Linked DNA regions of Mus musculus: region 2 is linked to region 1. The links are chromatin loops, found by intact Hi-C in ENCODE. Cell type or tissue: gastrocnemius. All regions are shown on one strand. Links, peaks and the distances in the headings refer to the core of each region. The heading gives the core; the rest is flanking DNA.

Region 1 (15,402 bases), core at 4,950-12,949:
AGTTCCAGCCTCGCATCATCTTATAGAGATCCTGAATGACGAATTAAAATTGCCAAGGAAAATGAGAGGCAACATAATTACTGTTTTATTTAGGATGATTTCAGCATTGCTACTTGCTAAACTCGAGTCCTTCCACTGGGTGGCCACAATGTGTACATTTCGCAGTCTCTACTCAAAGGGGATGCAACATACCACTTTTCTTTTGACCAAAAGCCAAACAGAGTAAACATATATGGAATGCCCATAATCTTCAAAGTCCACTTACCAGAACTTAGTCTGGTAACTGTCTCTTTCCTGTTTTCAAGGTTTCTGTTTGTTTTGTTGTTGTTGTTGGCTTAGGAATTTGGGGGTTGTTTGGCTTAGATTAGAGATAGCTCCAAAGCCACAGAACAGTAACACTACTACGGCCACTGACTATCGCTTTTAGCATCTGTCAAGGCGACTGACCATCTGCTTATGTTTCAAAGGAGTTCTTCAAAGGACTCTTGCAGTTCTTGTTATTCCAAAAAAGATAGCATAGTGATTTAGAATATTTAAGTACAACTATCTAACTTGTAAATGTACAGAAAAGAGATTGCCCAACGCTCCTTCCTCTAATTTTAATCTTACACTTGACTTTTATTTGTCAAAGATTAGAAATTTTTTTTATATCATGTAGCCTAATGTATTGCCCAAAACTTCTCCTGTCTACGTGAATGTATCTTATTAATTAACTTTACATGAAAAAAAATTTCTTCACAAAGTATATGTTTCCAAATTTTTACACTACTCTTTTTATACTTTTGTAATTTCTATATTCACCTTAGTTTCCATGAGTTGGAAGGAAGAAAGTCTGCATTTATCCTTTTGGATATACTTGATAACTCAAGTGGATTACAAATGCATTTTGTTATGTAAGCACTAACCTATTTTTTATATTTAAAATAAACTTTCCTATATAAGGATTTTCTTTTCAATAGGGAAAAATAGAACACAATAAAATATAGGTAAGTTTAAGTAGCCCGCAACTAAGACATTGACTATGTATGGGAAATGTTAGCAATCACCAACAAACTTGTTAAATGTCATGAAGGAGTTTCTGTTTAGCATCTGTATCTGGACCAAAAGATAGCATGTGTTCATCTTACAAGGCTTCTTACTGCTCTCAGATTTGCTGAGAAATGAAACGAGTCACGGGAGCCACATGACACAGTGATTAATGAAGGTAAACCCTCCTATGCTCACACCATTTTAAAATAAATAAGGCTTGTAACTCTGGAGCTAAATTTGATTAATCAATATCATATATTAGTATGATTATGTTCTCCCTAGTATTTGAAATAAGAACTCCAACAAGCATGTCGACATGAGGAAAGTTCACCGTATCCCCTTTCCCTTCCACGAGAACATAAGACTCAGTGTGTTGTTTAATTAAAGGAGGATATTCCCCAACATGGGAGTTTTCATATGTTTTGCTTCACTCTGCAACACAAAGCTCTTTTGAGTTACTGTTCTTTGTTAATAAAAGGTGCTAATACTGATGTAAGGACAAATATCTGCATGTTAGGCACTTCCAAAGCTGTAGCTCACTTCCTAAATTATAACTTCACTTTAATTGATGTCACAGGATTTCAGCACTATGTGGAGAAGAACAGATCTGTTTAATATCTACTCCATTCTTTTTCATACTTCAACATTTCATTGTTTATTTCTGTGGAAGCAACAGTGCTCAGAATGAGAGAAAGCAAGCATTTCAAATGCAAGTCAAACATTTCAATGAATTTTCAACTTATATCTTATCATCTTCGAATACTTTCCTTAGAAAAAGTATAATAATTTCCAACATACCTTAAAGATTTTCAGAAAGAGGAGTTTTGACACATCCAAGCTAACTGAGAGTAGGAATATACTCAGTCCTTCTAACTCTGTGACTTTGCAGAAGTATTTGCACTAAATAATTTTTATTAAAACTTGTGTAAATTTCAATACAAAGTACTTGCATCAGGAGAAGCTATAGGCTACAATATTATTTTAAGAATTACAAACAAGAAAACATTAGCATTTCAAAATTGCAACTGAAAATGTACTTTAATCAAGTAGTGCAAAACCAATACTAAGTTTCTATTAAAAATATTCTTGAAAGACACTCTCTATATAAGGTCTCAGACTCGTGGAGTCCTCTTTCACAGTAGGAGAAATAATATTTACAAGTAAGTGCTAGAAATCCAAAAGCAAGTCCATAGTAGGTTCAAGCAGCTGTTGATTCAGAGGGAGCCAGAGACTGTGATAAAATCGAGAGGAAGGATGAGAAAGAACAGAGTAGATTAAGTGTCTTGGGCTTGTGTAAAGAACTTAACTATCAATAATTTAAGTCAGAATCACAGATTTTCAGGAAAAAATACCTTTGTTTTAACTCTAAGTAAAAGTAAACATTAAGGCCTCTCAAAGTCTTCAGTTTGTCTTAAAAGTTGGTCAGAAAGTAACATGCAAAGAAATATCAGTGATTATTTTATATGTTCACTACAATCACAAGCAATTAAATGTGAAAATTCAAATAGAGTGTGGATCTATTTAAGGCCTGGTGAATTTGACTCACTTTTTGCCAGTGTTTTACAAAGTTGGAAGTCAAGGAATAATAATTTTTTTTGTGAACTACCTATCACTGTAGATGGTTTACATACACTAATTTAGCCTTAGTATGACCTATGGTATATATTTTTCTCATTTTACATGTGGGGAAATTGAGGTACAGAATAGTCAAATAACTTGGCATATCACAGTCATATAGCTAGGATGTGTCCGAGGAATTATGATGCATTGTGCTAACTAAAACAGGCACATGGTATTCACTGTTATTAGCTTGTACCTCCCCAAAGCCAGACAAAATAGCCACTGACTCTAAGTAGTAGGCATGGGGCCATAGAGTCATAGCATAGCACTTGCTATCATAACATGTACAGGTACCTAGATTCAATCCCCATTACCAAAGTAGGGGAGGTATCTGAATGTTGAGGCCGGCCAGCGGCCCACATGTCTGGGTTCTAGCCCGGGAGGCATCTTGGAATCTGGAAGAGAAGAGGGAACTAGGTGACTCGGGAAAGAACGGAACCAAGACATCAGTCTGATCAAGGTTCGATTTTACTATTCCGAGACACCGGGTTATGAAGAAGGAGAAGGGGCCCATTCCCACCAAATCATCCTTGGAGTCCAGTTTCAGGTGACCACATGATAGCTCCAGAACAGCTAGGCGGCAGGCAGCAGCAGTGGGAGTGGCAGAACGATAGGGTGGCAGGCTCTACCCCTGATGTTCTCTTCCTGCCAGATTTCAGGCTGGGGGTGGGGGTGGGTTGCATCTGAATATAAGTAATACTTTTGAAATGCAAATTTAACTTCAAGAAAAGCCCACTTCCATCATGGGCATGGGGGTACACAGTTGTAATCCCAGAAACAAATGGGGGTAGGGGCCAAGGTGGGTAGGTGGCTCATGAGTTCACAGCCAGCATGAGAGATGGTGGGATGAATGAATGAATGAGAGTATGTGCCTGGACTAGTTCAACTTCCAAGTGTCCCTTCCTTACTACTTCCAACCAATTAATCTTGTATGTATAAAATACCATTAATCTTCTATGTACAAAATTTTTGGAACTGTCTCCATTACCACTACCACTCATGGGATAATCCTGGCCACCTTGACACAAGGAACATATCTGTATACAGGGTTACAGTTCAGAAATTAATATGCTGGTAGATCTATCCCGATGATAAAGTTTATTCAAGTCTAACTCTCCAACAAGCAGCAAACAGTCTGGGACTTGTTCCCTCTGGCATACTACTTCTCGTACACACTCTGTTCAAATAAGCTCAAAAATGTAGTTTGCAGGAAATGAGAACAGATTGGTTTTTAAGTTGCACAGATGCAAAGGTCAAGTAAAAGGGATCTAGGCTAAAACTTCAAGGCCGGAGTCTAGACTCAGCTTCTATCCACACCATCTTCCAGAAATGACTACAGCCCCCAGTGATTGTGTTTCTTCTTAGAGTGGCTCCCTCTGCTGCTCCAGCAAAGCCATGACCTAAGTCATAAAAGTGCTATGTGCAGTTAAGGCCTAATGGAGCACACTCTCCCTTTTCATGCTAATAAAAGGGACACATAAGGGGACGGTTATATTTAAATCTCAACAATTACACTACATACACAAAGAAGGTTAGCCTAGTACAGCTCCCAGGATGCTCTCATCTCCTTAGGGGAATTGTTTCCAATATATTTGCATGGATTCTCATGATGACCTATCCCAGGGTACAAAGATGGATACTTTAAATGATTCTTCCCCACTTAACTCTGATGTTAATTATAATGTAATGATTTCTTTGTTTTACTGACAGGATCTGGCTTTGTTACACAGGCTGGCTTTGACCTTACATTCCTCATGTCTTAGCCTACTTAAGTGGGAGTCTTACAGGTATAAACCAACACACTCTGCCACGATCCAGCATTTATTTTTAGCCATGTGCTTGCAAAGTTTGTTCTCTGAAGACTTTTAATCAGTCTCTAAATTAGAATACAGAATTACTTGCCTAACAAAGGCCAACTTGTCTATTTTTCTTTATTGTAAATCTCCATAGTGAATACATGAATTTGTCTCCCAGCTGAGCCATATATGAGAGAGTAGCCATCAAATTTGGCTATTATCAAAACAGACTGTCAATTTGTGAAACACCAACATGCATAAAGCTATGAAAGTACTTTCCTCTCCTGTGGAAAGAAATGTGTTACTTGTCTTAAAAACACTAAATTTATGCAATAAGGGAATTATCTCTGAATAGATATTAATAATTTTCTGGTCTAAACTTGGAGGTGTTAGCACACATAATATTAGTGGTGGCAGATAAGAGAGACATTGTGACGTAAAAGGAGGCAAAAATTCACTCACACACACACACACACACACACACACACACACACACCCCTTGCCTTTCCTAGTAAAAATCTTTCATTCTTGGAAGTCAGGAGCCCTGAGAATTCCCTGGAGAAAAGGTTTCCCAGCAATACTCAATGAACCAATTAGAGCAGGGGTAGAGAGGGGGAAAGTTGTTGCCTACAGCTCAGAGAATTTCCCAAGGACCTGTTTAACATGACTGCTGTCTGTCTTTAATCCACAGTTGCAAAACTCCCTCACTCATAAATAATACTCGCTCTGTGCTTCTACAACCATGTTGTGGTTGGTTTTTCTCCTCCCCTGGGCTGATTTCAACTCGAGATCTACTTTTTTTTTTCGAAAGCTTCTCATTTTCTCAGCACTGCTCCAACAGGTTCGAAACCTTCATCACATTGTAAAGTACTTCATGAATGTCTTGCATTCTAGTTGCATATGTACTTCCATTCATGAAAAGTACTGTCCACTGGAGTCATTAATGCAGCAGAACAAGCAAATGGTACCTTTGGGGTATGTGTGGAAGCTCGAGTGTAAATTGGACAGAAAGGAGATACTGAAGGGAATGGGAGCCTGCCCACCAGACTGTCCTACAGTGACTGGCTGAGAATAGAGTGTTAACAGCAGGTCAGTAGTAAACAGGCCTGGCTAATGAGTAGCAGCCACAGGGACAGTAGCTGATAGCAGATTTCTGTGCTCTACACTCCCTTTGATGTCTCACAGATAACACAGGAAGAGCTGGTGCTCTGGAACATGGAGGATAACAAAGATAAAAGTGAGAGTCCTGCATCTCAGACCATGTGATTTGAAGGGGGGGGGAGTTATTCTCCCTGATCGAGAGCAAATGGAGAAAATCCACACCAGAATGGCGTACACCCCCTAAACCTTCTTTTCTTCCCCTGCTGAAGATCAGAATTAATCCTCAACCTTTGCCTTGTCTGGTGTAGACCAAGAGAAAGTGCAGGAGGCAGAACGTATCCCCAGCTCCTTCCCGCTTAGTCTCTGCTCCCTTCTTTCAATATTAATCCACTTACAGTCCCCTGTTTGATTATCTTCATCGATCCTTCTCCTACCCAGTCTTTTTAATTTGGCTGTTGTAAGCTCTCCACAGGGATCCTGCCTCCTTTTTGCATCTTTGGGGACTTTTAACTTTTCCTTTTCCCAAACCCTTCCCCTCACCCCCCAGTGGCTTAGTCCTTTGTGCACAGAAAAATGACACCGAATTCCAGCAGGACTCATACAGCTGATTCCAGAACCCTTAGGCTTCCTAAGATCGTTGTCCACGTTGGCTTCCTAAGATCCTCCTGGAAGCATTTCTGGCTAGAGTCCTGAAAACTTCTCACCACTTTCAAGAACTCTAGGCTTTCTAGCACGGATTCCCTTGAACATGGTCAGAGGTGCTCTGGATGTGTGCATAAGCAAACCAGAGCTGACCCACAAGGGTAGGAAGCGTCTGTCCAGAAAGGAAGGCAGGATTTATGAGCATGGCCACTTAGCAGTGTAGCAGGAGCAATTTACTCCCTAAGTAGCTATCTCAGATTCACACTGCCTTGCTCATCGCATACCTCCTCATGAGGACCAGGCTTGCCTGGCCTCTGGGCTTTCTTTCAGCACCCACCTCCCTGCATCAGTGCCTGTAGATTTTAGGAAATGCAGGCTGCAGTTGGAATAAACCAGTCTGTGAGCATCATGGAAGGAGGGTTGCTGCTCCTCCCCCCAAACTCTCCAAATTCACAAAGAAGTGTGTGTGTGTGTGTGTGTGTGTGTGTGTGTGTGTAGAAAAGGGAAGGTCTCTGAGCTGGTTCTGAATTGTTGCCTCTCTCTCCAGGCAAAGCTGTGTTGCCTTCTGGCTATAGACAATAAATAAATAAATAAATAAATAAATAAATAAATAAATAAATCTTTAAAATGGCAAAGAAGGATCTGGGTGGGAACTGGTTTGAATAAGTCTGGGAGCTGCACCTCCCTCTAAAACTCAATGAACAAGAAAGAAGCCTCCAAGATGAACCTCAGTCTAGGTGTCTTCCCTCTACCCGTACAAGACATTCCCAACTCTGGACCACTGTCCTCCTACTCCGGCTTTGCTCAGAGTGCCACACACTTCGAGGCTTACACGCATTAAAATGTCAGTTATAAACTGGTTAGCAGCGTCCTTTCCCCCAGAGAGTTGCAGATTTGGTTCGAACAGCTAGAGTCACCCACTAGAGCTGTGGTTTTGAAGTTTTTCAAGGATCGCCTGTCCGGAGCGGGACACGAAGAGGTTGTGAGTGGAGAAGCAGGCACACCCGGAGCCTGTCCTTTCTGGGCGAATTGAGCATCTCCATAGCGCCCCATCAGCAGTCTAGGGGCACCAGCGCCTATGGGTCCTTGGCGGTAATGGACATATTTCCTTAGCGGAGGTGGAAGAAAACCCTGCAAGCGCAGCCATCGCGCACAGCGAGAAGCCTCGGCACACTACACATATTGGGGCACATACCACAACGCCACTATCAGTGCCTCTGGAAACCCCCGGCTACACAATATTCAAAACCGTGCGTCTGTGGGTCTGAAAGTGCAAAAGACACTCCAGGATCCCACAGGCACCGAGACAGCAGCTACACTTAACACACCCCGGGTCCATCCTTACCCAGATCCAGAGCTAAGACTGAAAATCTGGTTTCTTAACTAGTTGGGAAAGTGGGATTTAAAGTGGTTTCCATTGGGGGCAACTAGGCAGGTGAGGAATCAAGGAGCGCCGGGGACAAATAGAGGTAGAAGAGAGGGAAGACAGAAGCAAAGGGAGGTGACTGCCGCGCCCTGAAGACCCTCTTACCTTGAGCGGCGGAGCCGGTGCCACTGGCGCTTAGCAGGGCCAGGGCAGGTAACACAAGCATCTGCAGCAAGTATCCTAGTCCCAGTCCGCAGCGGGCCGCTGTCGCCCTCAGACCTTTCCTCATCGTCGGCAGAGGTGTACGGGGAAGGGAAACGCCACCAGGAGACGCGCAAACAGCCGAAAGCCCAGCCAGGCAGGAGGCTGGATCCGGCCACCGCCAGGCAGTCCTGAGAAATAACAGCAGCCTGAGCGCCACACTCCACTTTCTCCAAGGGCAGGGGCCAAAGGGGGTGGAGAGGAGCCTCCGAGGAGGAGTTTGAAGGTCCCTCGTCCACTGCGCCTAGCCACTGACGTCTCCCGGCTGCTAATGCTCTGCCCCCACTCGGGAAGTGCTGGGAGGTGTAGCGCGGCCACCACCACAGCTCCCGCAGCTCCGCCGCCAGCCGAGCGGGCGCTGCTCTCGGGTCCCCGCGCCCGCTCGGATCGCACAGGCGCCGGGGATGGGGAGGTGGCAAGAGCGGGAGGAGTGGCGAGCCAGCGAGGCGCTCCCCGCTCTGATCCTTGCGCTTCTGTGCCGGAGAGACTCCCGGGCTGCCGCCCGCCCGCCGACGGTCCAGCGACTGTCGCCTCCAGGAGTGGGGCGAGCGGGGGTCCTGGGTGGCGCTCGCAGAGGAGGCGTGGAGGGCGCGGCCCCACTCCGCGCGGGGGGAAGCGGCGGCGGGAGCGCGCTCGCCCGCCTTATGTAAGCGAGGATGGAGCGAAATCCACGCCTCGCGCGGAAGGTGGAGTCCACTGGGTTCACTTGCTCACTTGCTCACTCGCTCCGGCGCTGACAAGGGACACCTGGGGGCAGAGGCAACTGCGGCCAGGGGCAGCACAGTCTCCCCGCCTGGCGCCAGACTCCTGCTCCGCAAGCGCTGCGGGCACGCCTCAGGCCACTTGGCGGTGTCCAGCGGAGCTCAGCCCACCGCCTGGCAGTGTCCCTGAGCCGGCCAAGCCTAAGCCAGATGCCCCAGGACTGCTCTCGCTCTAGGATTTAGGGAGTTGCGCTTGATTGAGCCGGAGGCGGGCTGGAACTTGTTCGCATAGATGGGAAAGAAGGCAAGAAGCATTTGTAGTGGCTCAGCCCACTATCTTTGGGTTGTCAGCGCCAGTCAGGCTGTTTTATGCTCTGCGAGCCGGTGACCTATTTGTGGTGGAACAAAAACTGGAAATCAATGGAAACTCCCTCGGTACTGATTTTTTTTTTTTTTTTTTTTTGCTTGTTCATCTTGGTGGCTGCTGAGATTGAACATTTAAAGAGTGCCGCGGCAAAACCAAGAGAACCCCCCCCCCCCCAAAAAAAAAAAAAAAAGAACAAAATTTGCAGATGCTCAACTTGATGTTGGAACCTATAACTTAGTCTCCAAATTCTTAAGAGCGAGGAGAGAGGACTAAATCTGCTTCAGTACAGAAAGACATTTTGGGGAGTAGTTAGGTTGTGAATTCGTGATAAAAGGATGAAGGAGGAGTGTGAGGAGGAGTGGGTAAAACAAGCCCAGCCTAGACAAAAGGAAGGCGAATGTCTGAACACACCAGCTAAGCTCCACAAGATAGTGTGAAAAATCCCCGATGTTTGTGCATTTAAAATGAATAATTTTATCACGTAAAGGTTCAGTTTCAAGTGCAAAAGGAGCCATATGTAAATACACAGAAGAGTTTAGAAAGTGTGGGGCGGGTGGAGAAAATGGCTGATTTCAAGTCTAATTTGAGCTGTGGTCAGAACTGTCCGGGTGAGCAGGTCAGGTAACTTTTGCATGTCATGATTCTTTTTTTTTTTTTTTACCTCTCTTCGAAATATTCTAATTCTAATGCCTTGTGATTCTGCCTGCCAAGCACCATTGAAACCTCTACCCGTTATGTATGCCTTGGATGGATTTCATAGACTTGGGAAGGTCACTCTTGGGAGAGACATTGACAGAATTAGCTTCTTTTTATTTCCATGGAGACTTTGCCTGCCACTTTAAAATCGCTTAATTTTCTTCAACCTCCCCACATGGGCACATCAGGAAATGTGGGTAGTCAGGTGCTGATGCCAGATGGGCGGATCAATCCACAGTGATTTACTAGCTGGATGGCATGGCTCAAAAGGCCAGGTGTCTCCACTTCCTGATCTGTAAAGTGGGTTTATTAGAAGCAATGAGATATAAGGTTTCCTGAGGTTAGAAAGTATTAACTATAGGTAAAATGCCCGGCATTGTCATTGATGACTGTTGTTCTGATCTAGAAGACACTCAGCCTTTTTTGCTACCTCAGTTCAACAGTACCTTCCTCAGTTAAGTTCAAGAATTTGTTTATATCTATGTTCTCAAAATTGTAGTCATTAACTCTTACACACATCCAAGTGTGACTTCTGTGAAATGGCAATTTCTAACGTTTATGTTACTTGTCCTCAGAATGTAAATGGTTTTATGAAGACAATGGCTACCATGGGGGGATGGTGCTAATAACCTGTCAATATCATGAAGAGACTATGGTTAAATCTAGTGGTTTTCTCTATAATTTTCCCAAAAGAAGAATAAGAGCTTGAAGTCTGTCAGAGAAATCTCTGTGCAGAGTTAGTGTTATGTAAACAAGACTGCAAAGTTGTGAAGTGTTAGGTGTGGTGGGCTATGCTTGTCACCCCAGAACTCAGGAGGCAGAAGCAGGAGAATCACTGTAAGTTTAAAGCCAGCTTGGGGACTCCAAAATGGTCAGGGCTATGAAGAGAGAACCTGTCTCAAACAACAACAACCATAAAGTTGTAGAATTGGGCAGTTATTAGTTATACCCGTCTTTTGGCTGTTTTTCCTAATTAGGATTTAACTCATTTAAAGCAGACACCCTGCCTTGCAGATCTTTCCAACCCACACTGTTAACACAAAACCTTATCCGTGCTTGGTATTCAGTCAGGATTGGTTGGCTGGTTGACAAAAAGGTTCACCTGGGAGGAATCTTCAACGTCTAGGACAGATGAGGAAGGTTAAAATGATCACATCGTCTTGCTTGGATCTTTGAAGCCCTCAGCAGTCGATACCGCATGAAATTAGTGCCTTAAAAGCACCAGTCAGCGATAAGGCAAAGGAAAGTAGTTCAATGCTGAGATTCAGCCTAAAGAGGGCAGGAGCATGGTTTGAGAAAGATGTGTGGCTATGAAGAGGAAAGAAGAGAGTATAGGGGCAGGGGCCCTAAAAGCACCTGTGAGCAGCGCAGCTCCAGCAATGCCTCTGGCAGCTACACACTGCCTTTGTATCAGCATTGTGTCTAGTGTCACTGACTGTCACAGTTTCATCTCCATGAAAACAATAACGCAGTGTTTTTGAGGCTGCTTAGTACAGTTTGCTCAGACGCAGAGATCTGGGCACATACATCTCTGTCTAGAGAGGACTCTGACTAATTCCCGGGACCCTCCATTCCTTTCACCTGCTTGGATTTCCCAACGAGTGCTCACTTTACATATCTGCCCACTTATCTGAGTGCTTATTTTATACATCTACATGCGTATGTGCACTCACAAATAAGTGCTTGCCAATAGAATGTATGCATCTCAAGGAGAGGGCATTTTCCCTATCGTGCTTAGCACTCTCTGCCCAAACTATAGAGCACAGCCTAGCACATAGTAAGTATTCTTTGGGTATTGAATAAGGAATATGAAGCAGTGGATTTGAAAACTGAGCCAAGACCTGAATAGCACCCTGTGCAATTTCAAATGATGTGTAGGCTTTTCTAACTGTTGAATAAAAATCAAGTGTGAATAAATCTGAACCCAAAGTGTATCTGAATGTGACCTTTCAGGCTTAAAATAACGCAGGTGTTTAAGGAACCAACATGAAAAGCATCTCACTTTTGGAAAAATAAAAAGCTTCGTTTCAATCCATACACCAGGGCTGCCTATTTCTTGGCTCCGGTAAGTGGAGAATTAACTGTGGGATAATAAATCCCAGTGACAGGTGCTAATGGGAATTAAGCATGCAAATCCCCTGCATATCCCTCCAGAAATCTACACCAAGAAAAGTATGCTATTTAGCATGTGGGCTTCTCAGTAATAATAGTATTTACTCTAAACCACTATGGAAAAAGTTTCCAGTGCAAGGCTTAAATAAAATGAACTGAGCATCTATTTTCAACACAGAAATATTTCCTCTCATTTTTATCTCTGTCCTTATGTTTGGTTATTCACATTTTTTTTTATATCTTAATGGATATCTAAAAACAATTCTCTGTAGTGAGGATATTATTAACTAGCTGCATAGAAGCAGGATTTTACCAAATGTGTAGGATGACAGGAAAACTCTGAGTAGGATGGGGGATGGGTGTGGAGACCTCGGCTATAACATGACTGGTAGAACTCACGCAAGGGAGGCCAGATGGTCCAGAATCAGCTGGTTCAATCACAGTTCTCTCCCTCATCCCAGAGAAAGAGACTTAGTCTCTCATAAACATGCACTCTCTGAAACTTTGCACTTCCTGTTACCTATATTAAAAAAAAAAGACTATTAGCAAAGGAAAACAACCTGACTTAAACAACCTTTAATAAGAAGTGATAATTCATCACTCTACCTAACAGAATAGTCCTGGGCGGAGATAAACGCTGTGTTGCTAATAGCTAACATTTATGAACTGATTGCTATGTGGATACTAAGTGAGGATACTAAGTTCTTTGTGGACTATCTTGCTTAGCTCACACACTGGATATTGAATTGAAGTACCACTATTGTCTTACTTCATTAATACTGCTGTAACAAAATACTGAAAATGGTTATATATAAAATACACAAATGCATCTCCTCATAATTGTGAAGATAGTTGGACAATCTAAGACGGAGGTGTGGGCAATGGAGGGTTCCTTCTTGCCAAGTCATCTAATGAACTGGTTAAAAAAAAAAACAAAAAACAAAACAAAAAAAAAACAAGATGGTTTGATAGAGCAAGTGTAGATGGGCCATTCATCCATTCACACACACACACACACACACACACACACACACATCTACTCCCATGATAACTTAATGAATTTATGAGGATAGTGTACCAAGACTCAGTTACCTCTTAGAAGACACCCATGACTCAATTCTATTGCAGTGTGGAGGGAACACAGCTCCAACACATGAATTTTGAGGGTCATATAGAAACCTATGATATATTATTTTTACTCAGAAGAAAACAGCCTGTCCAAGAAGCACAGTTGATATTTCTTAGTGCCAGAATGATTTCCGCAGTCATGTTTTACACCTAAAAACTTACTTATGTTTTGGCTTCATAAAGAGACTTGTGGTTGTACTGCAAGCCTTGGAAGCTCTGACTTACAGTGTTTTTACCATTATCAATATTAGCATAAAACATAACCCTATTCTCATGTGGCCAACAAAATCCAGAAAGTAGTCCCTTGACCAAACTTGGGCCATGACCACTTGGTTTTGACCAGTCCTTCAATCACTCTGACCAAAGGATTAAACTTATATTGAACTGTGTGCCTTGTGTTAAGTACTCATTTTGGTAGCTAGAAACATGGACTGAAATTGGGGAGAGGGCTTTCCTTGAAGCAATCTCAATGAAGTAAAGAAAGATTAATACAAAACATTGGAGGAATTCCCACCAACATGGCGGAACTCTGCTTTGTACTTTGTGTTACATAATTGGTCCTCAGGCAGAGTTTTATCCCATAGCTTAACACTGTACCCAAAGTCGCATTGCTTTAGAAGCGAACAACACTGGCCCCTTATACATTGCTTTCTCCTCTACCATAGGAGAAAGAATTGAGTGCAAATTCAATTCAATTTAGAATACCACCACATTGCCCTATTATAGTGAAGCTCCAGTCTAAGACTCCTGAAGAATACTATGGGTAATAGTAACTATGCAGTAACTAATGATAAACTAATAGACAATCTAGAGGGAAAAACAATTCTAAATAAATATAGCATGTGGGGCTATAGGGTCTCAGGAAACATCACTGGGGGAATAATAGAAAAACAACTGCAAGTGAGACAGAAGCACTTGTACTAGCAATGCTCAAGGTTTCAACAATGAGTATTTATCTCTAACAGCGAGAAGTCTGGGAGTGGGCAGGGCGAGGAGGCTCTGGAAACTCAGTCCAGTTGTTCTAAATGACTTGGCTCTTGGTACTCATAATGTGTGGCCTTTGTTCTCACAGATGCTGATGGCTGTTACTGCTCTGGGAATCATGTCTGCATTCCCTGCTGGAAGAAGGAGCGGGTCTCTGGGGTGCAGAAACCATAGGTTAATTCTAAACAGCTTTTATGGAAACCCACAGCCAAAGCAGCTTTGTTGTCTTGTCCTGACAGTTTGCCCAGTGGCCCCCATTAAAGCAGTACATACAGGTGGGGAATAGCATCGTGAATGCTGGCTAGAACAGCTGGCTGTGCTGGGCAATGGGATAGAGGTGCAAAGGAAAGGCACAGAAAGAACACTAGGGGATGTAGGACACTAGCGGTTACTTGGAGATACGAAGGCAGATAGAAGTAGTTCTGTTCTTGACTGAGTAAAAAGGATGGGTGTCCCAGCATCCATATTGAATGGCTCACATAATCCCAGCTCCACGGACTTCAACAAATACTTTCGAACATAATTATGGACACATAACTGAAAAGAAATCTTGAAATATACAAAACAGGGAAAGAAGAAAATAATTAAGAAGAAATGCAGTAATAACCAAAAGCTGGTATAATTTCTACTCATGAACATGATGTTGTGACTGGTGTATGGAAAAACCTATTAAAAGTTCAACAGAAATATAATCAAATACGATGTGTAACTTAGAGAAAAGTTTATGAACAATGCTGTCATTTCTTACTACACAGACGGAATAAATAAGGCACTTAATGAAATAGCGAGAATGTTCGTGATCAGTAAAACTAGGTTTGTCTCATTGTGTATGTAATAACTGCTCCTTTTTCAGAAATTGCTATGACTTTCAAGATTAGTGTCTTTGTCATAGGAAACCAATAATTTACAAATATGTACATTTTCTGTGAATTTTAACCGCAGACACAGATTTTCCGTAATGTGTATGAGACATTGTATGATATGCCTGTATTATCTAATTTACTTCACTTGATTAATCACCTGACGAACAGTGATTGCAGCTTTCTGTAGAAGCATAATCCTACTGTGGAGTAAACATTCGACTATTAGACTCTCTATTCTCTCTGTGCCACTTGATAATTACGAACCAGGTGATGTTTCTACTGCCTACTGTAAGACCTCTCCCACACTCACCACCTTACAAACACACATAACTGCAAGCTCCAACTGATCTAGTAATTTCTGAGTAATTGGCATGCCTCCACTTTCTCTGCTATGCCTCTCACAACTCCCAGAATGACCTGTCTTGCAAAACCCATCATATTAGCATCCTAGAACCACATTTAAACAATTTCTTGTTGTTTTATATCTGCTTTCCCAGAGTCTATCATAAGCAAAACCAGCCCTTAGAAAATCAGCTGCAGAACACACAATGTAATCAGTTGTATTTCTACTCCTTTATTCTTTCCCTTAAGTAATAGAATCACCTAGAAGCTCTGCGCTGGTTAGTTTTTGTTAGCTTGGCATAAGCTAGAGTCACCTTCAATTGAAGCATTGCCTCTATTGGATTAGCCCCTGGGTGTACTTGCAGGTCATTTTGGGTGTGAGGGCCCAAAACAC
Region 2 (15,402 bases), core at 4,855-12,854, 360 kb before region 1:
AGTTTCAGAAACAGAACACTGATGGGAAGATTATCTGAGACACTTGATGTACATGATTTTTAGCAAAAGTCTGTGATTTCTCTGTAAATTACTAATCTGAAATAGACACAATAAACTGTCCACAGCTTCAACTTCAAATGATCTGAACAAAAATAGAACGAGCCATGGACAGTGTCTGCATCCCTGTCCAATTTGATGTAAACAACATTTGTAGAAACTGGGTTTGTTAAGAAAGTTTATCCATACATCTGGATAGCAATAAAAAGCGTTTCCTAGGAAACTGTAAGATCCTGTACCATACAGCATACAGCCCAACGAAGAGAAAATTAGATTGATTCTTAAATTCAAGGTACAAATTTACACAATTTTTCTTAACTCCCGCGGTGGTGCTGTCCGAATGAAGTGGGCGTGTACCTTGGTGGTTATATCTGTCCCCCAAGTTTCCTGTTGCCATCTTGCCTGTAGAGCGCCTTGGTCCTATCTGGATTTCCTCCTCAGATGTGGTTCCCCTGAACACAGACTCCCTGTGTAATTGTGTCCTTCAGCTTTAGTTCCAGTGTGGTCAATACTGTCCTTCTGCTGCCAAGGACACCACTGTCTCATGTCTTCCCATTTCTTCCAGGACGGCTGCCAGCATGCTCAGGTTTCCATCTGGGAAGTTCTGTGCTTCCCAAAGATCCAGGATTACGCCAGTTGGGCTCGATTTGGTGGCAAAGTAATTCAAGTACCTGCAATCAAGAATGGGAAAATATGCTTAGAGGTGTGATTTACAGGTCTATTTACAGTATTATCTTCTCTGCGTTGGCACTAAACCTGTCTGTCTTGAAGCATTTCAGTCCTACCGTGGATCCTAGTGAACTCCACTTAATGATTGCTCGGTTCCTAATTAGATCAGCTCCAGACAGGACATGTGCTGTTTAACTTTGTTAACCTCAACTCTGAATAGGATAATTTAAGAGACAACGTGTCTGTGGGTTTTGTCCTAAACAGGAAATCAAGAGGCTTATGTTTTCTGTCCAGTCTGGACTCTGATGATCTTTGACAGGTCATACCACATCTCTTCCTTGGAGGTGACAGATATTTTCTACGAAGCAGAGGCTCTCAGGGTCTCTTTATAACTTAATACAAGTGCTTGTGTGAGCATGTAAATTATTCATCATGCATTACGTCTTGTTCAACTGGCGATGGATGAACAATAATTACTTTAGTGAATAGACATCATATTTAGGAGCTCTTAGCACATGAGCTAGGTAAAGTCTATCACAAATCTTGACACTGATAAATGTCATATATCCCAGGAATTCTCTTGGAATTGTTTGGAAGCTCACAGTCAGAATGAAAATATAAACAGATGTGTAGTGGGAAGAGAAAAGTGCCACTTTCTATATCATTCCTTTCAGTCCTGGAATCTCTGCTAAATGAAAACAGTAGGTCTAGAAGCCTGGACACACTCACCTGTCCAGGTTGAGTTTATGGGCCAGCATCCTCCAGTCATGGCCTCTTGTTTGAGGGGCATCCAGGCTGCTGCATAGCTTCTGCCGGATAGGGAGAGGAATGCTGAAAGCACTTGGTCCGGTGACAGTGGTGATGGTACTAGCAGGGTCCAGGAGAGGTAAGTCGATGCCAGTAGGTTCCTGTAGGAACGACACAACTTTCTTTTCAGAAGGCAAGTGTAATCGCTGTTGATTCAGTCAGCATAATACTTGACTCTCAGTTGGATATTCTCTGTATCCAACTTGAGATGGATACAAAGAGTACAGGTTCTCTTCTCTTCAAGAAGGACAGTCTCTTCCTGGCCTGGAAGTAGTGGGTTAGTAGAGGTAGAGGGAGATAGTTTTGTATAGCCCATGTTCAGAGTTCCTAGGTCAGGACTGGGCAGGGCAGAAAGCTCTAGTAAGATTCCACAATGGCTTCCCTAATGAGACACTCCAAGATCGCAGTTCTCAACCTGTGGATCATGACCACTGGAAAACATAAACTCCTACTGGCCTCAGGAACTGAGAGACTTCTCAGTATCAAAATTACAGATATGAAAGTAACAACATAAATAAATTTATGGTTGGGAATTCCTAAGATCACCAGAAATACGTGTTTTTCCCATGGTCTCAGCCCACAGACTGAGAATGGTTGCTTTGGGAATGGAGAAGAGAGGGAATGTCTATGTTCTCAAAGGTTTAGATGTTGGAAATGCTCAAAAGGGAACTTCTTCCTGAAGGAATAAATACATCTGAGAGAAATAAGATCTTCTAGAAGCCATCTAACTGTAAAGGCATCCTCTCTGTGAACACATAGGAGACCTCAGCTAGCCCTGTGAAGGTAGTTCCCTCCATCTCTTGCTTGATAAAATGGGGCGATGCTAAGATAGATCAAATTAAGGCAAACTTAAAAAAAAGTAGTAAACACAGAGTATTGCCTTAGGGCAAGCCACTAATGGTATCCTCTAATTGCTGAACCTCCTTGCTTATTTTTTTTTAATCCGATTTTAGTAGAGAAAACTATAAATTGGCTCTTAAAATAGTTTCAGCTCATAAAGCAGCACAAATGCAAAAATCTAAATTTCATCTGCAAGAGAAACTCTAATCATTTTCTGATCACTTCTGCTGGTCTGAAAGCAAGAGGAAACGTTGCCTGGGAACCATTAAAGCAATAACAAGAAATCTTCTCGATCTGCTTTGAATGTCACCTCTTTTTTAAGGCAGGTAACGCCTTGGGGTGCTGGAGGAGACACTAGGCACAGAGCCCAGGTCATCCTGAAGTCTGTGATGTCCTTCTAAATGCTGAGCTTAGGGGGTTATTGCCCCTGCTGTTAGAGCCCTCATGTCCTGCCCTGATTCTGAGGTCTCTGCAGACTTGGGATTGCAGGAGCTTTGAGGGGCAGGTGGGGTGTCTCAGCTGGCTGGCTCCCAAATGTGACCCACAGGGTGGTCTGCGTTTTGGGGATCAGTGGCCAATGGTGATTTTCAACTTCTATCATCCCTCTGGATGAGACCCATTGAGGAGCTGGGGGACATGTGAGAGAAAATTGTTTTTCTGGAGTTTGTTTGTTTGTTTATTGTTATTGTTTTTGAAAGTAAAGAATATATATACAATAGTCTTGGCTTTGATCAAAGTATCAGGGCTCAGAAGCAATAGCTTGGCAAAGAGATGGTGCTGGCTCTTGTATCTTAGCTCTGGTTCCATGGCTAGACTGTGGGCTGCCGCTCGGAAGCATCCAGCAGGATTAGGGAGCTCCGATTAGACTCAGAACCTGCAGTTCTTTCCCCTCAGGCACAGAGCTCTGCCAAAAAGCAAGAGTCCATAACCTCCAGGGTCACAGGGCTTCAAAAGCCCAAGCAGTGATTCATTTAGGGACTCACATCAATGCTTCCTAGTGGACTATGTTGGCAATGTTAGGACTCAAGAGTTGCAGTGCTTATATTGGGCACAGCAATATTCATGACTGCATTGTTGTGGGGGAGCAGTAAAGTTCTACACTATCACTAACAGTTTAGTGACTTCACCCAGGTTCAAGTTCTCTTACTCCTTATTGTGACTATTCCTTAAGTCCAGAAGGAAAACTTACCATCCCCTCACGTATCTCCCCACCTTGATTGTCCTTGGATGGGAGTGGAGGTCAAAGTCTGCAGAGGGAGGAACTGCCTCCTGAAGCATGGACTCTCATCCCCAAAGAGTTTCCTTATCATGGTTGGCCACAGTATCTTCCTGCTGCTTGCCTGTTCTCCCTCCTACACTCCTGCCAGCCTGTCTTCCCACATGGCTCACCTTGCGCATCACTCTTCCCTGACTCTCTCTACCATTCATTCACTCATTCATTTATTCATTCAGGGGAGTTTTAAATATCCTTTCTCCATGACATTCTAATCTTACAATTTTGAACGTGTGTGTGTGTATGTGTGTGTGTGTGTGTGTGTGTGTGTGTGTGTGTGTGCTTTCATAGCTGCACATGCATGTGCATCTGTGCCATCGTTTAGAAGCCAGAGGACAACTGTGAGTATCATTCCTCAGGTACTATAGCTCTTTAGAGTCCTGATCTCATCTAGAAGGCTAGGCTGTCTCTCTGTTGAGTACAGGAAGCCCCAGGCATTCCTCAGTCTCCCCCCTACCCCCACAAAGTACTGGGATTATTATTGCATGTTGTACCATGTCTAATGTTTTTACTTTTATTTTTTTATATGGGTTCCAGAGATCAAAATCAGGTTCTTCAATGTTATCAATCGAGCCATCTCCCCAACCCTAATCTTTTAACATGTAATTAACTGTTTGTGGTTAATGTTCTGACTTCATACAAGCATAAAAGGTGAGATGACTGAATCCCGTTGCTCTTTTCTTTAACCCCTATCTTTCCAGTCTCCATATCTTAGTATGCTACTTTCAGGTCAGTGTCTTATTGCTGTTCTTTGTTTGAGAGGGAAAAAGGGACACATACACATAGGGATTTGCTCTTCTGTTGTTTGGCTTATTTTTTTTCCCAAACATTTTTTTAAATTAGGTTTTTTTTCTTCATTTACATTTCAAATGCTATCCCAAAACTCCCCCATACCCCCTCACCCCCCTACCCACCCACTCCACTTCTTGGCCCTGGCGTTCCCCTGTACTGAGGCATATAAAGTTTGCAAGACCAAGGGGTCTCTCTTCCCAATGATGGCCGACTAGGCCATCTTCTGATACATATGCAGGGCCCCCAATGGAGGAGCTAGAGAAAGTACCCAAGGAGCTAAAGGGATCTGCAACCCTATAGGTGGAACAACAATATGAACTAACCAGTTCCCCTGGAGCGGTTTGGCTTATTTTACCTAACATAATGACTTCCACCCAGTACTAGCTATTTCATGGCAAATTACAGGAGTCCATTATTCTCTATGTCTAAGTAATGCTCCATTGTTCTACACAGCATATTCATTTTTTAGAGGGTGGCCAGGCTGAATCTGTGACTTAACTATTGCGAATTTTGCTGCAAAATATGAGGGCACATAGGCATGTTTAACTAAGCATGCTAGTTCAATTTCCTCTGGCTATATACTTAGAAGTGGGATAGTTGGATCATACAGTGGACTATTTTTAGTATTTTTAGGTACCTTTATAACAACTGTACTAATTCACATTCTCATCAACCATGTGAGAGTCCCTGTTGGCCACATGCTCATTAGCATTTATTGTTTGTCACTTTGATCGCAGCCCTACTAACTGGGGTGAATGACATCACATGGTGGCTTTGATTTGTACTCCCTGATGGCTAACTGAGCAATTTTTCCTATGTATGTTGGCCATTCATATTCTTTGGAGAAGGGCCTCTGTCATAATTTTCTCATTTTAAAAGTTAAATTAATTTTTTTTCTTTTAGTTCTTTCTGTTTTCTGGATAAGAACCAGTCACATTTAAGGCTATGATGTGTTTTCTCCCATCCCATAGTTCTCTCCCCATGTACTGATCATTTCCTTTGCTGTGCAAAAGCTTTGTAATTTGAGGTGATCGTAGCTGTCAATTTTTTTCTCTATCTCCTGAGGTTTGGTTTTCCTATCCAGAAAATTGTTACCTTTAACAAGGTTTTGAGTTGTTTCTATTGTGCTTTTTTTCTTCAGTCGTTTCCAAGATTCAGGTTTGCTTTTGTGTGTTAGGTGAGGAGGACTGTGTCTCAGTGTTCTGCATGTGTTGATTTTCCCCATCATCATACGTTAAGGAAGCTGTCCTCAGTCCAGTGTGCAGTGTTGGTGCCTCCATTGAAAACTCCGTTGATGTCCATACATACATTTATTTCTGGGATGCAGCATGACTGACTGTGTGCATCTGCATTGTTTGGGATGATATGGCTCCACAGTGAGTATTAGAATCAGGATCAGGTATTGTGATGACCCCTGCTTTACTTATTTCACCCAAGACTGTCCTAGGTATTTATTTTTTAAGAAATATAATTTAATCCTTATGAATTTTAGGTGTGCATTGGACCTGAGGATGACTCTGGGTAATATAGACATTTTAAATCATTAAGTTTTGTAATTCGTGGACATGGGGGTTTCTTTCCCGTCTTGTATGTGTGTGTGTGCTATTCAATATTTTTCATGAGTGGTTTTTACTTTTAATTGTGGAATTTTTCTGCCTCTATTAAGGTTTTCCAAGGTATATTTTCCTTCTCTGCCCTACTGTAAACACCATTGTAGTCATGAGTTCTCTCAACAATTCATCTTTGATATGTAAATAAGCTAATGACTTTTGAAAGTTGACTTTGTATGTGACTTTGGAATAATCAATTATTATATTCTTTAGGATCTATTTTTCTATGGATAGATCATACCATGTGCATAAAGAGAGACTTTAATTTTTTTCTTTCCAATTTGTCTGTCTTGTCTTTCTCTTGTCAATTGCTCTGTATATTTGTATTATTCTTAGTAAGAGATATGAGGGTGGATACTTATACATGTGTCCCTGTCCTAAAGGAAACTACCTTCAGCTTTTTCCTTCTCAGTATGATAAAGCTGTGGGTTTACCATACATTATATTTTATGTTCATGTATGTTCATGTATGTATGCTTCTTCAATATTTAGTATGTTCAAGGTTTTTAACATCTATAGTTGTTGAATTGTATTGTGTCTTTCCTATATCATGGATGCTCATATAATTTATATTCATCATTCTGTACATACGATACATGGTGTTTAGTTTGCATGTATTAAGCCATCCTTTCATGCTTAGGATGAAACCTATTGATCAGAATTTTGTTGAGAGTTTTTATGTCTATTTTGTCATAGGTTTTGGCCTTTAGCTGTTGCATGTCAAATTTTCTTAAAAGCAATGCTGGTATCATAGATTCAGCTTCATTCAGAAACTGCCCTCTCATGAAAACTGTGGAATAGTGTCAAAAGAATTGAACTTAGTTTTTCTTTAAAAGTCTAGCCCCTAGTTTTGTTCAGTGAGCGATATGCATAGCCCCCACCTAGGGCTATGTGGGACTCTGGGCTCCAGTTCTGACATGGAGTCAGGAACCCCTACAACTCTGCTCCCCCGACTTCTCAGTCTGCCATCTTGGTGGTACTGGCCCTGATTGAGCGCTGACACACTCTCCTGCTTCTCATTCCTACCACCACTTCTAGGAGAAGCCCTCTGGCAGGCCTTTTCCTTTAGTATCTTCTGCACATGCCTTAAAATTTGGCCCAAGGCCATGTGCTACAATAGCCTTCTTTATATATGCTAAGATACCCTACTTGGAGGCGGCCAGGACTCCAGGACATGGCCATAGCTCTTCAGTGTTCCTCAGGTTCAGCCCTATGCAGACTGAATGGACTTTGCTCTCCTAATTTCTGTTTAGGCAGAGTATTTTATTTGTTGTTTTATCAACAGATTCCCTGTAATATTCACATGGCACATTGAAGCTACACGGTCACTGTTTGCCTAAATGGGAGCAGGCAGTTTTTGCTATGATGGGGAGACAGGAAAACCATTCCTGATAAATAATTCTACCTGCAGAGTGGAATTCTTGTTTCCTTCTAACTAAATGTGAATGAGGGCTTGATTTATCTCATTGGTTAAACCCTGAGGATGAAGAAAGGCTAGTTTAAAATAGATATGAGTCTCAGGAAACTCTCATACACTCAGCTCATCCCTGTCTTGTTGAGTAAGGAACCAGTACCATTGCATGTGGACATTTCCCTAACTGCTAACTTGGCTACTCTGCCTATGTCTTGGGAGTCTATGAAACAAACTTTGTACTACACTTATTGGATGGCTGGTAGCATACTTTAATACATTGAAGGTAATCAGAGAAAATGCACGCATACATTTATGTTCACATTTCATGTAGTAATTTTCATTTTCTATCGGCTTTTCCTTTACTTCCAGGTAAAAGTAGAGATTACTTTCACAGAATGTTTATTACAATAATCTTTTATGATAGCGGAACCATCTGTTTTTGATGTTATAATTTTCTTAGTTAACCATATGATTTTTCAGCATTAACCAAACATCTGTTCTGGGTGATCAACCCCCAAATTTAGTTGGGTGGTAGTTTTCTTCATATAGTTTATGGAAGCTATAACCCCCATCTACATCTTAAGATTCCTTCCTTCCTTCCTTCCTTCCTTCCTTCCTTCCTTCCTTCCTTCCTTCCTTCCTTCCTCTTTCTCTGTCACTCTGTCTCTTCCTCCCTCTTTCTTTTCTTTTCTTGCTTTCTGGCTTTTTGAGACAGGGTTTCTCTGTTTAGCCCTGGCTATCCCAGAACTCACACTAGACCCGACTGATCTCGAAGTCAGATAGTTGTGATCTGCAATATGGATACTGGAGCTATACCCAGGTCTTGTGCAAGAACAGAAAGTGCTCTGAACCATCTGTTCGATCTGAGCTTTAACTTGGATTTTGAGAACAGGACATGTGATGCTTAAGCTGGCAAATGGATCCCACTGATCAGAGAGGCAATGCTTGCAATACCCCACCCCTATCAAGTTTTCCTTTCTTCTCTGTACCATATTTTCACTTTGGACAAATTTCTTACCCCACCCCTATCTAAAGAAACCAAAAAAATGAAATATCTTCCATAATTTTCATCGTGACATCCAGTCACAGCAACATTTTAGTTTTCTAGGTATTTTTCCTTCTGAAACCTCTTTTCTTCAGCGAGAGGCTTTTAGGGGCCTCTGGTAAGGGGAACAGAAGGACAGGTGGTGGCTCTTGAGTATACATGCCTGGTCCAGACTGGTCCCTATGGTGGGCGAAGGTTCTACCCTGGGCTCTAGAGGCCCTAAGTTACGTGATTTTATAAGTGACTGGTAAGTGACTTTCCTTAGTAGGTCACTAGTGGGAAAAGGGGGAAAAAAAACCAATGTATTCTAAACAAGACTGATAATTCTCTGGGGATATGACGTTGGAGTTAGAACCCCTTAGACTCTGTTAGCTTGCTTTGTGATGGAAGGAGCACAACTCAGAAGAAAATAACCACAAATGAAGACTTTTCTTTATACCAACTTTTGAATCATACTGGGCCACTTCTCAGTCTTTGATGAGGACTTGGGTCACTGGACTCCTCAGAGCCCACAATTCTGCTTAGAGCCTCACATTGCTGCAGCATCAGCACCAGTACCAGAAACCTCCTCCCACTTCCAGAACCCAACCTGCATTCAATTGATAACCACTGCGATGGATTGCTGGAACCCAGAAGTACAAGCCATAGAGGGCTCCCGAATCCCCAGCGTTTTTTCCCAGTCTGGTCATTTCTTCCATCCTGAGTTTCATGTGCTTGTCTGTCACGCATGGGCAAATGCCTGCCGCGTGACTACAGGGCTGGCCTCTGAGCCGACTGCCAAGTTGCAAAAGCAATCATCTTTTCTCTGTGTTGGCACCAGAAAGGAGTCCTTAAGTTGTGATCACACTTTGCAAAACTGCCCTTTCTGTGTGAGGAGCTAGCAGCCCTCCCTGGTGGGGGGAGAACTCGGAGCGGCTCTCATTTCTTTGTGGCTGCATCTGATCCACCTTTTCAGGGAGCAGCAAATGTCCATGCTGAACAGAAAGCACGCATCAAAGGGCCAGACTCCTCACCCCCCTCCAAAATTCCACAGCCTTTGTTGTGACAGGAGCTGGGTGGTTATTGAACTTTGCAGACCTGCTGGGCCAGGAAAGTGAAAACACCCTCCGAAGCCAGCAGGGGTGGTGCTGTGTGCCTGGGAGATAGGGCTGTGCATCCAAAGGCCCGGCGGTTGCCATGGCACCCTGACACAGAGATCATTCCTTATGAATGTCACCGAGGTCTGTGACTAAAGTTGTTTATGAGTCAAAAGTCTCATGAAACTACAGGAGGAGAGGATCGCTGCGCCTCACAGGCTGTGGGAAAGAAGATGGGAGCTTCAATGAGCTCACAGGCTTCCCCCCCTCCACCTCTGCCTCTGTTTGCTAAGGAAGATCATCTTTAAATAGGACATGTGGCACAAGACAGGCTGAACAGACTGACATTGCAGTCATCTCCAAGCAGAAGACAAAAAAAAGAGTGTTTTAAATCATACTCTGCTGGCTGTAGTAGTGTGCATGGGCTTTGTTGCTTGCTCACACAGCAGCATGGAGCTGAGCTCCAAGGGGCCTCACAGGGCAGCTTTCTGAGCAAATGGCTTATTCATACTCCTTTGTTCCTCCTACACGAAGGCTTACCGCTTTTCAAACCATAGTCTTTGCATCCAAAGAGGACAGATAAGGTCATGGGTACCTCCTATTTCCTTACAGAGAGGTTTGAAATAACAGCAACTATTGTTACTGCTGGAATATGAATGTATAAAAATGCCCAGCTGCGTGTGTGAAAGTCATAGTGGACAAAGGCAAAAATGACCACTATGGAGAGTATAGATTTTCTTCCATTCCTGGAGTATCTCCCAAACTCTGGGGTAAAGGACATCTTCTCTAATATTTGGAGGTTAGAGAAAGAAAGGAGACCTAAAAGTTTCTCCCTTCAATATGGGTGCAAAGTGGGGTAACAGGCACCCCTCTTTTCCTTCATTCCATTATGACAAAATGACAGAAGTCCCTGTGAGAGAAAGGTGGGCAGATGAAGAATGCTGGTGGAAAGTGCCATGTACATGCTACTAAAACCTTGCAATTGAAGTTCAGATCTCAATTGTGTTTTTCTTGTAGTGTGTTAAAATGTGGTCTCACTATGTGGCCATGGCTGGCCTAACAACTCACAACTTAGGCTGAGGTAGTTTTGGGTTTGAAGTAATTCTCAGGAGTGTTGGGGATTACGAGGATTTATTGTCATGTCTTGTTCTCAGATCTCTTTTTGTAAGTTATAGTATGAATATTAAATGGATGGCATAAGAAAACTTATTTTGGAAAAAACAATTCCTTTCCCAGTTGCATTAAGGACATAGGAACAGGTTGGGACGTCTTCCATGATATTTACACAAGAAAGGCTTTGCCCACCCCTAACCATTCTTTCCCAGGATATTCTCCAGGATCCTAAGAGTGTCTTACCTCTGACACAGTACAGTTGAGCTGGAAGATCTGCCCTTCTCCTTCAACCTGCCGCACACAGAGTTTGCAAACCAGTTCCACTGTGTTTAGGCTGAGTCTTTCCAGAGTGAAGGTGCAGTGGAGGTTTCTTTGAGAGCCACTCCAGATGTGGTAAAATGGAATTTCCTGTAAGACATGGGGTGCTAACCATAAACAAGAGATGCTGGGTACACCCACCAAACACTACAGCTTTTCAGTTTTCCACCTCATCCAACTTCATGACTGCTTTCTGCACAAACATGGCCTCATCTCTCTTCACACAAGAAACCAGAGATGCAGAGAGGTTAAGAAACATCTAATGTCTAACAGTGAGGAAGTTGATTGTTTGAGACTGGAACCCATGGAATCAACTCTAGAGACCACACCTAACCAGAGTATCTACCTCTCATTTAGAAAAGCAGCCATTGTTAATGAGGTGATTAAAGAGTTTAGAAGGATCCTAAAATAAACCTTCCATTCTCTTATCATTTCTCATTAAAAGGAATCTCTGGTGTGCCCTATTAGAGAAGAGCAAAGCTAGTCACAGGATGTTGTGATGATCCCACATCTTTTCATACCTTTACCCTCCCTTTGCCCAGTGCAGGGGCAGCTAAAGCTCACTGCAGTTGGAAATTGGTCCTTACTGAACAGTCCTTAGCCTGAGAGACACGAAGCCCATACCAGATACTCACTTGTCACTGTCAGAATTACTGTACACAGCCAATCCTATACGCTTGTGGCAATTAAGCCAAGGAAAGGATTCATGAATGAATAAGGGGTTTAGGTTGAGGTTCTGGTGCCACACCCAGCAGAACCAGTGAGTGACAGCGCCATTCACTGACATTCCGTGTCAGCCACCAAACTCTGATTTCCACAAAGTGCACAGGTTATGTTAGCTAGTAAAATGGAAAACCAATGCATGTCAGATCAGGTAGCAGTGCACTATTTCCTCCCTGGGATGCACTTGAGGCTGTTCCTATTAATGAAGTAAATGTTGAAAACTAACTTACTGAAATAACAGTACAGTTATAATAATAAAAAAAATACTTTAAAAACTATTCCATTTAGTATGTTTATTGGGCATTTTTTCAAAACCCTGGCTTCACACTGTTTTGAAGAAATAAGTGTTGGCATGGGAGACTTTGGCAATGTCCCCAAAGAAGGAGATACATATGACCATAAAATCTGAATCATCTGTCTTATATCTGTTTCCAAGTAGTGAGTGTCTCTTGGTAGCCTCACCTGATACTTAGCCAGCAATTTGCTCTTCCAGAGGGAATGGGCGATGTCATGAATAGACAGGCGCAGGTTGTGGATGCTGCCTTTAAAATGAAGAGCCTTGGGTTCTTCTAGGAGCTGTCCTCCCATTTGCCTCTCCAGTTGTAGAACTTCCTACAAGGACACATCCCCAAACAAGGTATATTATTGATTGACCTGCCTAATTTACATCAGACCTCTCATCAAGTAAATAAGGTTCTTCACTTGTCTGTTGGATAGAGTACTATACTTCACTAATGCCAGGAATACAAATACCTGTGAGGCTGAGTGAGACTTTAGTATGAAATCCTGACCATCTTGTAGAGTCTTAAGCTGCATTGGCAAGTAGCCTGTGGAATTTGCATCACACCACATGTGAGAAAACTCAGCAGTTTGTTTTTTGTAGTTGGCAAGAACAAGAGACTTACATTGAGAATGGGCATAGATAAGAGTACAAGTAAAATAGTGATAGAAATAGAGGTAAACTAATAAGGAAGTAGATTTTCATTGAAATTTGAAAGGGGCTGTTAATTAAAAGGTGACTTCTTTTGGTACATTTGATAAAAGCAACAAACAACAACCAAAAAATGTGAATTAGTTTTGACATTTAGTCCAGTCTGTTATCGTTTATTTATGTACAGAAATGTATAAAGTACCTAAGTCACAATTACTAAAACTTTGTGAGTGAGTGAGTGAGTGTGTATGTGTGTGTATGCATAGACACAAAGGCAAACCTTGAGTGACATTCATTTGATGATCGCCTTTGTTCAGAGATAGGGGTTCTGACTAGCCTGGATGTCTTCAAATAGATTAGTCAGGGGATCTCAGAGGTTGACTCTTCTGTTTCCCTGGTTTTGGGATTAGGGGCATGTGCTATCATACTCAATATTTTTTTGTAACATAGGCTTTTGGACTTCATGGCCAGAACTTTACCAACTGAGCCTATTATATATATCCTATTAGAGAAACCTTTGCATTCAGATAATGACAATTGAAAACAATATTTTCTGAACCAAACACCTATCCAGATTAGATTTTAAAAGAGACTGCCCCATCTCTAAAAATTTCTAGGTGAAGAAACCCCAATCCACCCTTCATTTACAGTATAAAGATGTTACAGAAAGACAAAGTCTATATTCACTTCTATTCTTCAAGCTGCTTAATGGGACTTAATGAAGCATTTCCAACTACAGCTGAAATTATCCAAACAGCAGCTTACTGTAAGTTATTAATACCAGTGCATGAAATGAACCTCCCTTGTATAGCTCTCATGCTACCAAAATTTTTATGATTAAAATATTGTATAATTCATGACCTTTTAAAAGTGGGAATTCAGGAAAATAACCATAATTATAAATAACATAAAGCAAAATATGGTTGTCTTTGGCAGTGATATTTCTGCAAACAAGAAGGAATTCAAGAATAAAGGCATCCATTCAGAAGGCAATCTGCATGCACTGAAGATCAACCAAGGTATGAAATACAGAGGGACCACACAGGATCCTTAGATACACAGTTGTATCTATATTGTGAAATACCCAGAGGAACATGTGTTTTGCATTTGTTGAGTGACTACTGAACCACACTCTGGCCATCTAGTCACTACTGAGCTCAACAACATCATGGATAAGATGCAAACAGCTCAGTGAAACTGCTGCTTCCTGGGTTCTTAACTTCTATCATCAACTGCTGAAAGGCCCTTTGAGGCATAGAAAATACTAGGATAATGGGGAACATAGTCTCAGATAGGGAGTCCTCTAATTAGTGTCTAATGGAAACCATGAGGCAAGATCCCTCTGGCACAGATGAGTGTGTGGTCCAGATGTCTGATAGTATTGACCTGCCCTCCTCCATGGCTGCGGATGAGTAGCTATTACTTGTGACAGGAGCTGAGCAGCCAGCTAGCCACTCTGACACAGAATCCATGTCACTAAGCCCTAGGTCTGCTGTGCTTACCTCAGCAGACTTCCAGGGTTCCCAGTAGGACCTACAGATATAGCCAGCCCACTATCACACATAGCCACCCTCCCTGACACTGCACACCCCATTCACTGACAAGAATCTTCTGTCAGCCTGTGGAACAGGGAAGAGATGTGAGGGTTAATGGCAGTTGCTTCTGCTTCAGCAGGAACACATAATGAGCTTATGTTGATCATGTTCAGTGTCTAGTTAGCATAATAGAGAAAGCTGGTGTTCCCAGAGAACCTGGCACCTGACAAATTCTAAAGCTAAAATGATGTTTGTTTATAAGCCATTAGAAGAAAAGAAACATAATTAGAAATCTTTGAGATTACAGTCATGCCAATCAATCAGTTCTAGCTTCTTTCCAGGATGCCCTAATTACCTCATCAAGACATCTAAAGAGCAATCGATAGTAATTATCTGATTACTATAGATCTTCATTACATCCAAATTATCTCCCTGGGATGTCTGAAAGAAGATGCATTGTATTCTGGGAGGTAATTGTACCCAACAATGCAGAATGCACACCCCATCCCTACAGTCAACACAGAAGACAGCACCTTATCATTATCAGTTCTCTTGGCAGGATGAACAACCTAACAAAATCTTAGCTGTCCATTGGCCGTGACCTTGATGTCAAGAAATTTTGAAAGCCAAGTCTGGGTTGGAGTCAGTCCAAGACTAAGGCTCAGTATTTAATTTCTCAGAAGTCATGCTAGGGAATTTTCTCTCATGAAGAGTGGGCCTAGAATGGCTTCAAAGAGAGAAAACAAACAAACAAACAAACAACAAAGTACCACTTAGCAGCAGTGGGGGCAAAGAATACTCTCTTTTCTCTCTCTCTCTCTTCTCTCTTCTCTCCTCTCTCTCTCTCTCTCTCTCTCTCTTTCTCTCTCTCTCTCTTTCTCTCTCTCTCTCTCTCTCTTTCATTTCCCCATCAATCAGGAAGCTCATAATAAGCTGCTGTGCAGAGCTAGAACATGAGCTCTTGACCATTTCTATCAGTAAACTAATAGGATGTATCATCTACCAATAAATACCTGATTGTTTTATTTTAATTTATTCTCAAAGTATAAGCCCATATTAGCACATTAATATAAAAAACAAAGGTATAAGCTGCGATTAATAAATGCAGAAGTACTGATGTTGTCTTTTGTTAGCCAGTGGGGCACTGGGCTTGAGGTGTGTGATCTTGTTCTCTGTCTTAAAGATAGCAGCTGTTCTCA

The links. A loop is a pair of places that touch in the nucleus more often than their neighbours do. Peaks named below come from ENCODE experiments on the same cell type or tissue, not always from the same donor. Only the 100,000 strongest peaks of a DNase experiment are listed, where the experiment ranks them.
Region 2: a loop joins it to region 1, with 3 times the contacts of the local background. A loop is called at or near these places in 13 of 42 quality-filtered maps.

The regions. Positions count from the first base shown.
Region 1 is chr3:141,458,155-141,473,556 of GRCm38, reverse strand. Unc5c (unc-5 netrin receptor C) reads right to left here and starts at 7,993. Exons shown (of 16, transcript NM_009472.4): 1 at 7,720-7,993. The coding sequence starts at 7,843. In gastrocnemius, for the core only: a CTCF peak has its summit at 7,989; DNase peaks (open chromatin) are centred at 9,450, 9,778, 10,874, 12,075 and 5 more places; H3K4me3 peaks cover 1,876 bases.
Region 2 is chr3:141,813,733-141,829,134 of GRCm38, reverse strand. It overlaps Unc5c (unc-5 netrin receptor C), which reads right to left. Exons shown (of 16, transcript NM_009472.4): 13 at 12,200-12,349; 14 at 10,940-11,104; 15 at 1,456-1,634; 16 at 1-728. The coding sequence ends at 563. Among named protein-coding and RNA genes, the nearest start is that of Gm15689, 140 kb to the right of the region's middle. In gastrocnemius, for the core only: no CTCF peak of the experiment used is centred there; DNase peaks (open chromatin) are centred at 9,322 and 9,602.